Linked DNA regions of Mus musculus: region 1 is linked to region 2. A link is a loop called in an ENCODE intact Hi-C map of the cell type or tissue named here. Cell type or tissue: heart. All regions are shown on one strand. Links, peaks and the distances in the headings refer to the core of each region. The heading gives the core; the rest is flanking DNA.

Region 1 (2,920 bases), core at 312-2,811, 390 kb after region 2:
CCAAAGCACAGTTCTCAACTTCCTGGAGGGAAGAATTTGGTACACATTTTTATTTGTGAAAAATTTATGGATGACTTTTCCTGTTTAAAATCCTCGTTATTCTATAATTGGGCTCAGTTGCGGATTCAGTAGGAACCTTATTCTTTTAGAAGGTCTCTTATAATGTTAAAGACTGTTCTGATCAAGAGATTCATTATGTGTCAAAATGATAATAAGGAAGTCTCAAGACTGAAGTAAATCTTATTCAAATATCATACACATGATATATATCTATCTCTATATATGTATCTATATATGTATCTATTTATGTATCTATATATGTATCTATATATGTATCTATTTATGTATCTATATATGTATCTATCTATCTCTATATATGTATCTACACATATATAAACATTTATGTTTAGAGTTAGTGACAGGCATTTTACTGTTGTTGTTGGCCATAAAACACTTAAAGAGTCTTAGTGCAAACTCTTATTAACAGTACTGATTATTACCCGGTACCAAAAAATGTAAAAAATGTCAGTTAGCTGAGTATTTAAGTATAGGATGCTGTATTAGCTACCTCTATGCCTAAGCTACAGTACTGTTTCGGAGGAATCACGTCCTTCTTCGTTGTTGGCATTGGTAACCTGGTAAATGCTAAGCTGCCAACAGACTTTGCAGGCTTGTGAATCCGGTTCGAGTGATGCAGAATGTATGGTATGATGCCCAGTGTTAGAGAAACGCCACTGAGCTTTTGGTAAATGTCAAGACGGTTCTGCAGGAGAATTTTACAGTGAACACAAGCCTATATCAAGAAAGGAGAAACGTCTCAAACTAAACCCTGTATCTGAAGACACTAAAAAAGGAGGAAGCTAAAATCAATGTTTTAGAAAGAGGAATGAAATAATGAACATTAAGGCAAAAATAATAGGATAAAACATAGAAAGATCTATCAAGAATGGTTAACAACTGCAAATTGATGTGATATGCTACTTCAATAGAATGCAGGGAAACACCAAGTGATTGTCTCAGTAGATGTGAAACAATAATATTTGACAGAGTTTGGCAACTTGTCATGATAAAAAAACCACTCCGACAAAATATGGAGAGAATTTACCCCAACCAATAAAGACCATACATGAAATGAAAACACCAAACTAACAACACATATAAGTTTACAATGATAGCAAAAATAGTAGGCTAGGAATAAGTTAAGAATGTAAAAGGCTTACACATTGAAGATATAGTATGTAAAAGGTGTTCATCATTGAGTGAATGCATAAAGAAACATATACAATGCGATATTATTCAGACTAAAAAAAAGCTCATATGGAACTTTCTGGAAAAGGTGCACACATGGCAGAGTTGCCAGGGCTCTGCCTCTTGCAATCTTTCTGTTCCTTCTTCCATGATGTTTCTTATTGCAATGAGTAGAGCTTTTACCTCTATATTGGAGAGAAGTGGGAAGAGAAGAAATCCCTGTCTCATAATTTTAATAGGATTACTTTGAATTTTCCTCCATTTAGGATAATCTTGACTGTGGTTTTGTCATATATGCCTTTATTGTGTTGAAGTATTATCTTAGGATTTCCATTGCTATGATCAGGGCAACTCTTATAAAGAAACTCATGCAATCGGGGCTGGCATGCAGACTCAGAGTTTTATTCCATTATTATCTTGGTGGGAAGCACTGCTGTGCACAGATAGGCATGGTACTGCAGCCAAGAGGGGAGTTCTATATCTGGATCAGCAGGCAGCAGGAAGAGGGGGTGACGCTGGGCCTATCTCAAAGCCCACCTCCAGTGACACACTTCCTCCAAGAAGGTCACACCTCTTAACCCTTGTAAACAGTGCCACTCTCTGGTGACCGAGCATTCAGATCTGTGAAGCTATGGTGTCATTCCCATTCAAACTTCACCACCTTCATTCATCTCGCCTTTGTTCCTTCTTACGTTTTTCCTATTTTTCAGGATGGTACCAGATATTTTCCTGTCATTTCCAAACCCCGGGTTGTCTTTAAACTTTTATTCTTCACTCCCCTTCCAAAGAATCCAGACATTCACAAAGTCCTGGTGACAGATTTTGTGTGCCCCTTATAGTACTGCCACTACAGCATGACCCATCAATAAGCTTTCTTCTCCTGTCCACCTTAATGATTTTTAAACATTGCTCACCGATAGAGTTACCAAATATGATAAAAAATAGTTTCTGAGTTAAAAAAAATTAGTTTTAGAAAGTCTACACTTAAAGAGGAATGTAGTTTTCCTTTAACATCCATACTATTAAACATACATTAAAAAACTAAATCCAATAAGTTTTTCACATTGCTTTCTGGAACATTTATATAAAACATAGATAGACATGTATTTTGTTTTCATGTTTCTCCATAATTCTTGTGATAAAATGTTATAGTGATTTAGTCATATGAACCGTTCACTGAGATTTAACCTCTATGAAGTGAAAACTTAAGGGTTCTTTGGAAAGTCAGTTGAATGGTGTTTTGCGGGGGCAAACACATGAAGGAATGTTTAGCTAAAGTGGGCGCAAGTGAAAGGCCAAGGCAGCCTCAGGAAGGAATGTTTCACTGTAGCAGACACAGGAGAAAGGATGTTCTGCTAAAGCAAGCATGTGAAAGGACACGTGATAAAGGATTCTTTGCTAACAACACACATGTATTGGCTTACTTTACACTGCATAGTTGAGCTGCATTTGTCATGACTCCATAGACAGAAACACGCCAACAAGCCTCTGCTGGTGTGCTGCAGTTTCTTGCCACTTGTGTAGACTTGGGCTGCTTGACAGTGATGTCAGCTGAGACGGATGCATGTACTGAGATCCAAGACACATGCCGATGCAAGACCTGTGGAGGATACATGATGTTCGGAATGGATTCAACTGACAGTTACGGGGGCTGAGTTAGGCTTGCTTATAG
Region 2 (2,920 bases), core at 247-2,746:
TCCTTCTAATTTGATGAAAGATCGCAGCAGACCTGGTTACTGGGCGCATTTGGGATTTAGTCAGTAATCTAACCTCCAGGATTCAACGACCCTGCGTGAATTTGTGCTGTTCCTGCAGGGGCTCCATGAAACGTGGCATTTACGAATCTGGACCAAATAGCACTATTTACTGTGAGGTGGAAAATTTCCAGAAGTGCCAGGAGAGACGCTGGCATGTATGTAAGTCAACTACTGTTGAACCCAAAGAAGCATTCTGTTCTCTGGGATGCTTCTGAGGCACTGAAAGAGCCCGTGTGAGGAGCCTTCCGGAGAAGCACCTCAGCGCCTGGCCGTGCATCGGATCCCCTCTGGCTGTGGGTGTTGTGTTTCAGGGGGAGGGGGCAGAAAACCTTTCTGGAAACAGAGTCCCCCAGTCCGATCACAGTCCACACTAGCCAAGTCCCAAGGCTGTGTATTTTCTTATTTTCAAGTTCAGTATATCAAATATATCTGCTGGCTATTAGCGGATTAGAGCCACCACTGTGTTTAAAAAAAAAAGTTGGAGGCCACAGGGGCGGTAGATTAGGAAGATTTGGTGCCTGTAGAATAGATGAAATTATTTGCTATCTCCTGTTTTGTCTTAAGTATATTTTAAATCTCTCTCTCTCTGTCTCTCTGTCTGTCTCTGTCTCTGTCTCTCTCTCTCTCTCTCTCTCTCTCTCTCTGTCCTGTTTTAGTATTTTTTGTTTTAAACCATTCTTCCAGGTCCTTCAAAAGGTAAAGTGGAATAACCTGAATAAAAGACAACTTGTCAGATGCTAGCCAATGGCTTAAATGTATAATTACGATAGTCTCTAAAGAAAAACAAGGAAGAAAACCTGAAAACACTAGCTACTTACAAGGTCTTACCAGGTAACCTTTCCCCCTTCCTTGGGGAAACCCAATGGCACACAATGTTTCTTTAAGTTTCTTTTATTAAGTTCAGAGTGTTCAAGGCAAATGGTATCCTAGAAAACTGGTGGCTACTCTATACTGGCCTCTTTTTGTTTTTACTTTTTAAGGCAATACAAACTGAGGAAAAGGTGGTTATAAAAAAAAATCACAGGAAGCCAAATAGCCTTTATTTAAATTAAAAGCAATCACAGCCTGATTCTTGGAGCACACTAGGAAATGCTTTCGGCACGCAGCTGCTTCGAGGGGCCAATCTCATGTGTAATTGGAAACATTTCAAACAGAGTTGTTACTAAAGTCACAGACCATAATTGTGAACTGTGGGCCCAGTACCTCCATAAAAGAAGGGCAGGGTGGGTCTATGGGAGAGGACTCAAGGCACTGAGGGGGACATCTCAATGTAGAATGTCACCCTTCACGGACAACATGTCTCTTTCCAAAGGCCTACTGAGAACAGAAGAGCAGAGCAGAGCTGGCAGGAGCTGCAAACCCACAAGTAGGACCGGGCACCAAGACATATGAAATAACACAGCCCCTAACTTGTTTTCTGAAGAGTATGTATGTAACGTGCTGGCAATGAACGGGATCGCTCCAATCTCCCAGGGAGGGAAAAAAAATGCAATGTCAGCTTAACTAGCCAGTTGATTTAAAAACTTTTTAGAACAAAACTTGGGGGAGAGGCGTCACATAAAAAGTGAATGGCAGCTGTTGGCTCCCTTGCTTTCTCTGTTTTCAAATGTTTTACACCGGCTTCTGCCTATCTGGGGTTTTACCTCATAGGCAAATGACCACGGGAGGCAGTACTGTCTTTGTGTTCTCAAAGAAGTCCCTTCAGATGTGACTATGAGCTTGTAGTTTAAACAGACAGACATAGGAAGAATTATCGAACTGTCTGAAGAGGCCTGCCCCTCCTCCTACCCTACCCCCACCCCCACCCCGCCGAGCCCCCTCCCGCACTCCATAACTGGAAACAGGCCGTGCCCGTGGACCAGCGGTTCAGGAACAGCTCGTGGAAAAATCGTGTCATTTTGGCACACAGAGAGGGATCTGATTATTCTATCGTATCTTTGTGCCAGAAGCGTCATGACATCAGCATGCCCCAAGCTGTAAAGTAAGTCTCTTTCCACCGCCTTCCTCAGGAGAGAGGGTCAAGGGAAACGGGCTTGCAAGGGTTCCTGGTTGCTACTGGCCAGCCCATTCCGATGGTCCTGGATGCTCACGCACCAGCCCACAGCAGGAGCCAATCTCCGCCCCCCCCCACCCCTTCTGCTCAGCATTACTATAAACAAGGAGGTTTATTGGTTACCAGGGTGCTGAGGGATGGCTTATGCTTATATCCAAAGGGAGGAGTCCAGAAGGACAGAGCAGCTCTGCTGCCCTTGGGCAATCCTGGTCTCTGACATACTGTTGGAGGCGCTGGCTCCCTTTGCTGCTGAGGCTTAGAGGCACAGCACTATTAGCAGTGCACGGCTTGACCTCCAGATAACTCTGCTTTTCTCCCCCCAATCATTTGTCCATACCCACTTTCTAAAAGCACCACTATGCAACTCTACACATCTCTACCCAATAACCAGGAGAAAACTAACGGTCCCTTAGCATAACCACAGGGAAACACCTCCTTCCTATCCCTTATTCCTTGTCATTGTAGAACATTTTATACCTGGATTTACACAGTTCTAATATTCTCACAGTGGTAAGAGGTGAATGAAGAACATATATAACATGGAGAAAACACAGAACTGTTTTCCTGGGGGGAGGGGGAGGAGTCTATGTTGCTCAGATGACATAAACATTTCTATGCTCACATGAGAAACACTGTGTGTGTGTGTGTGAGTGTAGGTCTTTGCACGGAGGTCAGAAGTTGATGTCCAGCATTATCCTCCATGTCTCCCCACCTTATTTAATTCTTGTTTAGACAAAGTCTCTCACAGAGCTAGAACTTGCTGATGGTTTATGCTGGCTGGCCTGAGAGCAAGCTCTGGTCCCTCCT

Evidence for each region. Hi-C counts contacts between places; a loop is a spot of excess contacts. Peaks named below come from ENCODE experiments on the same cell type or tissue, not always from the same donor. Only the 100,000 strongest peaks of a DNase experiment are listed, where the experiment ranks them.
Region 1: it touches region 2 in a loop (11-fold over the local background); 5 of 42 quality-filtered maps call a loop at or near these places.

The regions. Positions count from the first base shown.
Region 1 is chr15:93,975,933-93,978,852 of GRCm38, forward strand. No RefSeq gene overlaps it. Among named protein-coding and RNA genes, the nearest start is that of Gm30609, 14 kb to the left of the region's middle. In heart, for the core only: a CTCF peak has its summit at 1,837; no DNase peak of the experiment used is centred there.
Region 2 is chr15:93,589,914-93,592,833 of GRCm38, forward strand. The region is part of intron 1 of Prickle1 (prickle planar cell polarity protein 1); the gene reads right to left. Among named protein-coding and RNA genes, the nearest start is that of Prickle1, 4.5 kb to the right of the region's middle. In heart, for the core only: CTCF peaks have their summits at 1,717 and 2,333; DNase peaks (open chromatin) are centred at 2,088 and 2,258; H3K4me3 peaks cover 1,433 bases; H3K27ac peaks cover 1,677 bases.